2 separate regions of the Homo sapiens genome follow, and region 2 is linked to region 1. A link is an interaction called in ENCODE POLR2A ChIA-PET data of the cell type or tissue named here. Cell type or tissue: Panc1. All regions are shown on one strand.

The links. ChIA-PET counts read pairs that join two places held together with the same protein. Peaks named below come from ENCODE experiments on the same cell type or tissue, not always from the same donor. Only the 100,000 strongest peaks of a DNase experiment are listed, where the experiment ranks them.
Region 2: POLR2A ChIA-PET joins it to region 1 with 12 read pairs; 3 of 35 experiments call an interaction of 5 or more read pairs at or near these places.

The regions. Positions count from the first base shown.
Region 1 is chr3:194,296,312-194,301,311 of GRCh38, forward strand. LINC00887 (long intergenic non-protein coding RNA 887) reads right to left here. Exons shown (of 3, transcript NR_024480.1): 3 at 4,888-5,000. Among named protein-coding and RNA genes, the nearest start is that of LINC00887, 14 kb to the right of the region's middle. In Panc1, no CTCF peak of the experiment used is centred here; no DNase peak of the experiment used is centred here; H3K4me3 peaks cover 352 bases; H3K27ac peaks cover 1,321 bases.
Region 2 is chr3:194,052,405-194,057,404 of GRCh38, forward strand. All of the region lies in intron 1 of LINC02028 (long intergenic non-protein coding RNA 2028), which reads right to left. Among named protein-coding and RNA genes, the nearest start is that of LINC02028, 16 kb to the right of the region's middle. RefSeq lists an enhancer at 4,539-5,000. In Panc1, no CTCF peak of the experiment used is centred here; no DNase peak of the experiment used is centred here; H3K27ac peaks cover 2,312 bases.

The DNA of each region.
Region 1 (5,000 bases):
TTTTTAGGAATATATGAGAGGAATAAAATTCGCTACTGTCTGCTCAAAGTTTGAGTTGGACCCTTGCTGGGGAATGTGAAAAACAAAGCTGTTGGTGACGCTTTGAAAATCAGCAAGGTGTACTATTAAAGGTTAAATAAATGCTATTTTAAATTCTCATTCATTATGATTTATTGCTCAAGTCTCCCTATGAGAAAGAGGGCTACAGTATGCCAACATCACCCCTTTCTGTCTTTGTCATGGGAATGGAATGTCTTTTGAACTGCTAAAGTAGATAATTCCATGCCTGGAAGAAAAACGAAGGCAGGGGGAGGGGAGAGTAGAAGGAAAAAAGATCCTCTCATTTCCTAATAACTGCAAAGGCCAGGAATGTGCCACAGCGGCATTCAGGAAAATTCGGCGATGCGTGCCACCGTTGGGTGCGCGCCCCGTCCCTCTAGTGCCAGGTGGGGGACTGGGAAGCCGCCTCTGCCATCTGCCAAGGACCCACGCGGCCTGAGTGATTTACCCATTCCCGGCAATGGCGAGATTTCTTTCTAAAAAAAAAAGAAAAAAGAAAGAAAAAAAAAATCTTTGTTGTTTCACCGTTGGCCTCTTGGCCTCGAAGGGCAGCGCGCGCCCCGCCTGCAGTCCCCCGGGCCGCGCGGCTGGAAAGGCCTCTCTGAAGGGGGCGTTCCGCTCTGCCCACTGCGACTCCGGCCATTGTCCTCATTCGCCCCGCACGGGGACTGAGGAGGGGGCTTTTTAAGTAGTTCCCCGGGAACAAAGGGGACTCAGGCGCCGGGCTTCATTACGGGCTCGTTGGCCACACCAGCGGCCCCGCCTCTCGCCACAGCCTCGGCCACAACCAGCCCCAGCCAGTGGCTCAAGGCCGCCGCCGCCGCCAGCTTGCTGGCTCCTCCCGGCCCTCCCCCTCCTGCCCCCTCCGTCCCCTCCCCTCCAGCCCCGGGCCCCCGCTGCGCCCACGCCCCGCCGGACCGCTCCCGCCTGCCAGGTAAAAGCAGAGCGCCGGGATCCACCCGGCCCCGGGCCGCTCCAGACCTGCCCCACGCCCTGGCGTGTCCCTTTCCCGGTGGGGACCCTCTAGCGGCCTGAGTTTGAGAGAAGATCTAAGCTAAGCCGCCACAGCGAGGGACCACATTGAGAAGATCGGAGCCTGCCTGGCCGTTGTGAGCCTCCTCTCCTGCGGCTGAACAGACCTAACTGACTACAGCCAGGAGTGGGTCATTCGAGGGTCAGGAGAGGTTTTAGACGTAAAATACACACGTGGGTGACCTCAAACATACTCTCTGAGCCTCTTGTTGAACAAAATGGAGCTAGGCAGTTTGGGGTTCTTTGTTTGTTTGTTTTTACATGGAGTCTCACTCTGTCACCCAGGCTGGAGTGCAGTGGTGCAATCTCGGCTCACTGCAACCTCCGTCTCCCAGGTTCAAGTGATTCTCCTGCCTCAGCCTCCCAAGTAGCTGGGATTACAGGCACGCGCCTCCACGCCTGGCTAATTTTTGTATTTTTAGTAGAGAAAGGGGGTTTCGCCATGTTGGCCAGGCTGGTCTCGAACTGCTGACCTCAGGTGATCCGCCTGCCTCAGCCTCCCAAAGAGCTGGGATTACAGGAGTGAGCCACCACGTGGAGCTAGGCAGTTTTAAGAGTGATCAATAATGTATGAGACACGCTCCTTTCTAGTAGGTGCTGCTTAAATCATAATTAGTGTCATTGTCGCATGGAACCTACAGCATCCAACGTAAGAGGCTTTGAAAAGTGCTTCTGGGCCGGACAAGGTGGCTTCCCCCTGTAATCCCAGCAACTCTTGGGGCTGAAGTGGGAGGATTGCTTGAGGCCAGGAGTTCAAGCACAGTCTGGGAAACGTGGCAAGAGCTCATCTCTAAAAAATAAAATCAATTAGCCAGGCATGGTGATGCCCACCTGTAGTCTTAGCGACTCAGGGGGCTGAGACACGAGAATTGCTTGAGCCCAGGAGTTTAAGCCTCCAGGGAGCTGTGATCACAGCACGGTACTCTAGCCTGGGCAACAAAAGAGACCCAGTCTCTTTTAAAAATTTAAAAATAAAATAAGAATGAAAGTGCTCTGAAGTGATGAGGACCGCAATGGAGCGTCAACAGCAGGCTAGGAAATCATAGCACGTGCTCCTCCACTGAGAGAAACCTCCTCCGTGCGCCCCCTGCTCCTGCCTAAGCTCCTCTGCAGAAGGACCTTCAAAGCCTGGGGCAAGCTCCCCCGCAGGTGCTGCACAATGATAAATCCTGATGCATAAGAGCCCCAGACAAGGCTAATGGGCCACGCGTGGGAAGCCAGGAGGTAATTGAATGGAGAGATTTCCCTGGGTGGCTGGGAGGGCTGCTCCACGCTGAACCATGCCAAGCTCCACTGCTCACAGAGGATCTGGCCAGCGCCCGCAGGAAGTGGGTGAAAGAACATTCACTGGTAGAAAAGAGTGCAGCCTCCCAGGGGAGCTTCCCATAGGGCCAAAGAGCTCGCACTCCAGCTCCTCGGTGGCACCCCGGATTAGTTGAAAGGCTGCCCTCATTGGTGCCCGCCCAGAGGACTCCTGATACATCAGATGAGGCCTGGGCAGGCAGGTGGGAAGCACAAACCCACAGGCAGCTGAGAACAGATACAAATCCTCTCCTCCATCCAAACAGAAGACCATTTGTTCCTTCTCCGTTGGGGTGGGCACTGAGGAAGGCAGTTTGTTGCAGAGTGGAGCAGACAGCAAGCTGACTGCTGTCCCCAGATTGCCGCCCACACCTAACCAGGACTAGCCCTGGGAGCAAGGAGGGAAAATGTAGGACAGTGACCAACGGTGGCCCTGCGGATGGGTGAGCACACTCCTACTCCTTCACACAGCTCATACCAGGCACCAGATCCCAGTGATGCTGTGTCATCCACAGCACACCAGCGGTTACACCTGAGGTTCCCAAAGAAGTAATGGATTTGGCATTTTCTTTTTTTCTTTCTTTTTTCTTTTTTTTTTTTGAGACAGAGTCTCACTTTTGTTGCCCAGGCTGGAGTGCAATGGGACGATCTTGGCTCACAGTAACCTCTGCCTCCTGGGTTTAAGTGATTCTCCTGCCTCAGGCTCCCGAGTGGCTGGGATTACAGGCATGCGTCACCATGCCCAGCTAATTTTGTATTTTTAGTAGAGACGGGGTTTCTCCATGTTGGTCAAGCTGGTCTTGAACTCCTGACTTCTGGTGATCCACCCGCCTTGGCCTCCCAAAATGCTGGGATTACAGGCATGAGCCACCGCACCTGGCCGGATTTGGCATTTTCTTTTCTTTTTCTTTTTTTTTTTTTTTTTTTTTGAGACAGAGTCTTGCTCTGTTGCCCAGGCTGGAGTGCAGTGGTGCCATCTCGGCTCACTGCAAGCTCCGCCTCCCGGGTTCACGCCATTCTCCTGCCTCAGCCTCCCAAGTAGCTGGGACTACAGGCGCCCGCCACCACGCCCGGCTAATTTTTTGTATTTTTAGTAGAGACGGGGTTTCACCGTGTTAGCCAGGATGGTCTCGATCTCCTGACCTCGTGATCCGCCCGCCTCGGCCTCCCAAAGTGCCGGGATCACAGGCGGGAGCCGCCCGCCCGGCCGGATTTGGCATTTTCAAAGCACACTATCGTTTTCTTGCTGGATTGATGTCTGGCAAGCTTGCCTGATAACTGGCCTGGGTGTACTTCCTTCTTTGATTTGTATATATTTTAATCTTTTATTTACATGTCCTGCCTATTTTTTTCATAGTGACCGTGAATTAACTGGAACAGTTTTTTTAATTCTTAAAAAAAGAAACAGAACCCATTGAATAGTCTTAGAACTTAGATCTACCAGTGAGAGAAACTGCTAGTTGAGACTAAAATAGAGCTTTAAACTACCAAGAGATGTAGAGGCCCGGGGCGCTTGTGGGCAAGCACGTGTCAGCATGGGGAGGAAGAGGCACAGCCGCAGCCCAGGACCCATGCTGATGCCCTCACCACTTCCATCCTCTCAGATAAGATCATTTCACTCCTGAGAGAGGATCTTCCTTCTCCTAAAGCCTCCTAAACCTCACGGCCCACACCCAGTCTCTCCGACGTGAAGGGACGCTGTCCTAGGGGCGCCGGGGAGCCCAGTGCAGTCTTCCTGAGGCAAATGTGCCGCACAAGGTTTTCCCCATCTGGGATCGGGGAGCAACTGAAGGCCTGGCTGCTGGAATGCTCCTGAAACACATTAGGTGAGCAGGCCTCAGGCAAGGAGGGATGAGGCCCAGGACCGATGACGCAATCTTGGCCTCCGCTAGAGGGCTGGCTTGGGAAGGAGGTGGAAAGCTTCCATAATGAGATTCCCAGCCCGGCTCAGTCAAGCAGAGGCAGTGACTTTAGCCAAGGGCCTTGCTCTGGATGGAGCAGAATCCTACGGGCTGCTCTTGGAAGAACTGGTTTAATCTAGAGCAACACGGTCTCAAAATAAGGGTATTTGTGTACGGGAGGGATGCTTTGGGGGAGAGGAGAGAATATGTAAATATTTTTTGGTGGTGGTTTTAAAAGTCTGGGGAGAAATCTGCTAAATGAAAAACTTAACATACATTTAATATTCACGTGCATTGCATATAATAAAACAGTCCATTTTAAGTCTAAAGTTTTGCTTTTTAAAAACTCTGTGAAAGCTTCAAAATGAATTTTGTTCAACCTCCTCTCTTAACTCGACACTTAAATATTAACTGAACTGTTTCTGAACTCCGATTTTGAACTAGTTAAAAATCTTATTTCATTAGACATTTCTGAAGCCCATAAGATTTCTCCCCAGTGGGGTATGGCCCGCCTGCCCATTGCAGATGAACCAGTACGCTGGCATGTGAGCGGCCTCCACAGCTCATATGCGGCATGTATATAAAACCAGTGTTTAAGTCAACATCACTTTATTTTTTAAATGCTGGTTTTCAGTCTAATTCACAATTTTTTGGAAACTATAATATACTTGATGCTTTTACAGGCTCTCAACATTGATAATACTT
Region 2 (5,000 bases), 240 kb before region 1:
TGGAAGAGGACATCCCAACAGCTGCCAGCATTAGCTCTCTGGAGAGACACAAATCAAAAAAGGAGAAAAATCCCTCAGGATCTCCTGCTTCATTAGGCAGACTTCCTGGCAAGCAAAGAATTTCCAGCAAACTTTTTGATGGGTTACTATGTCAATGGTTCCTACCCTTTTTTGTGTCACAGACACCTTGGAAAATCTAATGAAAGTTCTGGACCCTCTCCAGTGAGAAATGCTCATATGCATTCATCCATTTATTTATTTAATCATTCAGCAAATACTTATGGAGCACCTATGTGCCAGGCACTATTGCAGGGACTCAGAAACATCAGTGGACAAATAGACAGAATTTCCTGCTCTCATGTAGCTTATATTGTAACACAGAAAAACAAGCAATAAAAATTGAATGTAATAAATACGTAAAATATATAATTTGCTAGAAAACAAGTACTATGGGCCAGTCAAGGTGGTGCACACCTGTAATCCCAGCACTTTGGGAGGCTAAGGCGGGCAGATCACTTGAGCCCAGGAGTTCGAGACCAGCCTGGACAACATGGCAAAACCCCATCTCTACAAAGAAAAAAAAAAACGAAGAATTAGCCAGGCATGGTAGAATGTGCCTATAGTCCCAGCTACCCAGGAGGCTGAGGTAGGAGGATCACTTGAGACCAGGAGGTTGAGACCTCAGTGAGCCATGATCACTCCACTGTACTCCAGGCTGGGCAACAGAGTGAGACCCTGTCCTGGTAAAGAGTGCTATGGAAAAAGGAAAATTAGAGCAGGATAAGAGAGAGATAGGTGGGAATGATGTCACATTTTTAAACAGGATGTGTCAGGGAGTCTTCATTGAGAAGTGAATGTGAGCAAAGAACCAAAGAATATAAGCGGTTTTGCCATGTGGTTATCTGGGGAAAGAGCACAGCAACAAGAGCATGAACAGCCTGAGGTCATGCCCAGCGTGAATGAGGACAAGCAAAAAGAGCAGCATGGCTGGACCTCGGGAAGTGGGAGGAAGGCTGCCTCAGTGAGAGATGAGGTCACAGGGGCAGAAGTCGGGAGACACATATCACATAGGAATTTTACTGAGTTAAATCTAAAGCCATGAGTGGACTTTGAGCAAAGGGGCAATATGATCTAAGACTTTAGAATGTCTGTCTGAGGCTGCTACGGGGAGCAAAAGATTTAAATGTCAAAAAATGGTAGCCTGGGCCGGGCGCAGTGGCTCACACCTGTAATCCCAGCACTTTGGGAGGCCGAGGCGTGTGGATCACCAGGTCAGGAGTTCAAGACCAGCATGGCCAACATGGTGAAACCCCATCTCTACTAAGAAATACAAAAATTAGCTGGGCATGGTGGTGCGTGCCTGTAATCTCAGCTACTCGGGAGGCTGAGGCAGAAGAATCGCTTCAACCCTGGAGACAGAGGTTGCAGTGAGCCTAGATCGCACCACTGCACTCCAACCATGGCGAGAGAGAAAAAGAAAAGAAAAGAAAATGGTGGCCTTGGCCAGAGTGGTTGCAGTGGAGACTGCTGGAAGGTTGAGTCAAGAGCATCTCTGCAATGGATGTGGCATGTGTGAGAAAGAGGCACACGTAGAATTTCACACGCGATTCAGCACTTTAGCAATCCCCTCTGTCCATCCATGGATGCAGGGTCCTTTACCAGATGACAAGGAAAGTGGTGGACCCTAGAAGGGAGAGGGAAGGGACTTCAGTGAGTGGACACGGGGAGCCCTAGCTATATCTACAAGTTTCACTTCTTTTAAATACATAATAAAAAGACATTTAAAGTGAATATGACAAAAGGGAAGGGACTTCAGTGAGTGGACACGGGGAGCCCTAGCTGTATCTACAAGTTTCACTTCTTTTAAATACATAATAAAAAGACATTTAAAGTGAATATGACAAAAGTAACCATTGGTAGTCTAAGTGGTGGATACATGATTGTTATACCATTTCTGTGTATTTTAAAAGACTCATCATTGAAAATGAAGCTGCTTATCTCAAGATTTTCCAGATGCCTCCCGTTTGCTTTTTCAACGTATTGAGGGGGAATCAATACAACAGTGCTGGTCATTCTGTCTGCAACAACTGGCCAGGTGCCTGGGAATGGGAATACTTCATTTCTCTTACTTTCCTTCCCTTTCTTCCAGTGGCTCAGAGTCAAATGTGAGAGAAGACAGGACAAACACAAAAACCACACTGTACCAAACACAGAGTCTAGAGGAGGAAGAGAGTGATGGTAACTGGGAAGACCTGGGAAGGCCTCCTGGCAGAGGCGGCCTTTAAGCAGGATCCGGGAGAATGGGCAAACTGGGACTCGCAAGGAGAGAGACAGTGGGTTCCGCTGGAGGCTAATGCTCTAACAAAGGCACAGTGGGGAGCAAGCTAGGGCCCCAGCACCTACTCCACAATGGCCCATTTTAAGGGGAACAGGCAGGGGATTTCTTTGTCTCTGCTACTGAATCAGAGACCAGACTAGATCTGAGGTGCTTTTCAGAACCCTGAAGTTGCCCCAGTGGGTCCAAGAAGGCCACGTGGTGGACAAGCTTGGTTCTGGGCCTGCAGCAAGCTCTAACCTGCAGATGAGAATGACTTTGGGGCCCCCAGAGATGAGGGCTACTGAGGCAGGGCAGAGCCCCCTTGCAGACCTGAGTGAAGATCTCCTTAGAAGCCTCCCCAGCCAGCTCAGCCACCTCAGGATCTGGCCCCTAGACGCAAATTTCTCACAGTCTGAGCCTTGGGGAAGGTCCCCTGCTGCCCACATTTTGCAAAAATTTGCGCCATGTCACAGTTCTGATTAGGTGCCAAGAGAACTATTTCCCAGGCCACAGCTTTAACAAGGCCATGCTTCCTAATTACTGGTTTTCTCCTAATTAAATAAAAAAGGGGGGGAGGTAACCAGTGATTACCCCACCTTATAATACCACCTTCCATTTATATGCGTCTGTCTTCAGAGAAGCTCAAAGTGCTTTGTATATTATTGCATATTTTTCCCTCGTAACATCCTTGAGATTCCTAGGGGTGCTTATTATCATACCATTTTACAGCTGGGAAAAGAGGTGCTGGCTGAGGTGAAGCAAAGTGTCCAAGTGCCCTCACTAGCGATGATTAGTATTCTGAAGCTCCTCTAAGAAACCCCTATACGTTTAGAAATGAAGTCAGCTCCCGGGAGATAAACTAGGCTAAAGCAACACATAAATAATGGTTATTTATTGCAAACTTTACAATAGTAATTAACACTGTTTAATTCTCACAACAGTCCTATGAAACAGACACTCTTACACTCATCATGAGGACAATGAGATTCAGAGAGGGAAAGTTACTTGCTTAGAGCTGCATAATAATATTAGGTTAGTACAAAAGTAATCGCGTTTTGGCATTACTTTCAATGGCAAAAACCATGATTACTTTTGCACCAAACTAATAATAGTTGTGACAATAGTAAAAGCAGAAACTAATATTTATTGAGCACTTGCCATGGGCCAGGCATTTTAGACTTACTAACACTTTAAGTTCTTACAACACCTTCTGAAGTAGGTGTTAGTATTATCACCATTGTGCTGATGACAAGACTGAAGCACAGAAAAGTTAAGTAACCTGCCCAAGGTCACATAGCAAGTAAGTGGCAGAGCCATACAGGAACCCACAAAGGGTCTCACCATACCAGTTTACCCACCTGAAGGAATATTGTACTCTTAAGGTTGGCCTGGGGATACTCAGACAGTCAGGATGATGCATGGGTACCCCCAGGACACCCTGTGGGTGCACTTTGTTTTTTGTTTGTTTGTTTGCTTTTGAGACGGAGTCTCACTCTGTCGCCAGGTTGGAGTGCAGTGGCACAATCTCAGCTCACCGCAACCTCTGCCTTTCGGGTTCAAGTGATTCTCCTGCCTCAGCCTCCCAAGTAGCTGGGACTACAGGCATGTGCCACCACGCCCGGCTAATTTTTGTATTTTTAGTACAGATGGGGTTTCACCATGTTGGCCAGGATGGTCTCGATCTCTTGACCTCGTGATCCACCCACCTCAGCCTCCCAAAGTGCTGGGATTACAGGCGTAAGCCACCGCGCCCGGCCTAGATGCACTTTCAGTACCCCTGCTGTGTGCTGTGTGGGTGGGTACTGAGTGGGCGGCGGGAGGGGCACAAAGCTCTTCCTGCCTGACTCAGGCAACTGTGCTGGGTACTTTTTGCTGATATAAAATGGCGCTGTAGGAGCTGTTAGCACAAAGGTAATGGAATCCAAGAGGAAGAATTAGCCAAGAGAGACGTTCAGACCAGTGGGAAGCGAAGCTGGTGTGGCGCGTGTTTGGGGGAGGGCACACATCTTGCTTTTCCACGTGCCAGAGAAGGGAGCTCTCAAACCATCCTAGAACTTTGGTCTTCACTGCTCTCTCCCCAGAAGCATCCTCTAAGGACTCGTTCTGTGCCCACACCTCCATACAAAGAAACAAACTAGACAGGGACAAATTCTGACTCCTCGACAGTCTAGCCAAACCTGTTCATCAACAAACTGGCCTGCTGGATGCAGACTTCACTGTTTCAGGGCAGGAGTTCCCCCAAGTGCCTGGCATACTTCCTGGGGCATCCAAGGCAAGACCTGGCCCCTGCCTCAACCCTCATGCCGTGGGTCCCTCTCTTTCTCACACCTCTCTCCTCTCTCTTCAGACCGACCCTGGGAGCCAACTGCCTGCCATCGGCCTCTCCTGTCCCTGCCTGCCCTGTCCCTTTCCAACAGGCAATAGATGAGGTTGCCAGGGAGCCCCTCTTGAGAATGGCGGCATGAGAGTCAACAAGCTGCCAGCACGTGTCCAAAACGGACAGCAAGTACTTAGTTCCTGGTGAGTGCTGGGTGTGCCACCCCGGGGTCCCAGCACTTTCTGACCAAAACAGAGCATTTAAGAAGGTCCTGGCCAGGTGTGATGGCTCACGCCTGTATCCTAGCACTTTGGGAGGCCGAGGTGGGCGGATCACCTGAGGTCGCGAGTTCGAGACCAGCCTGAC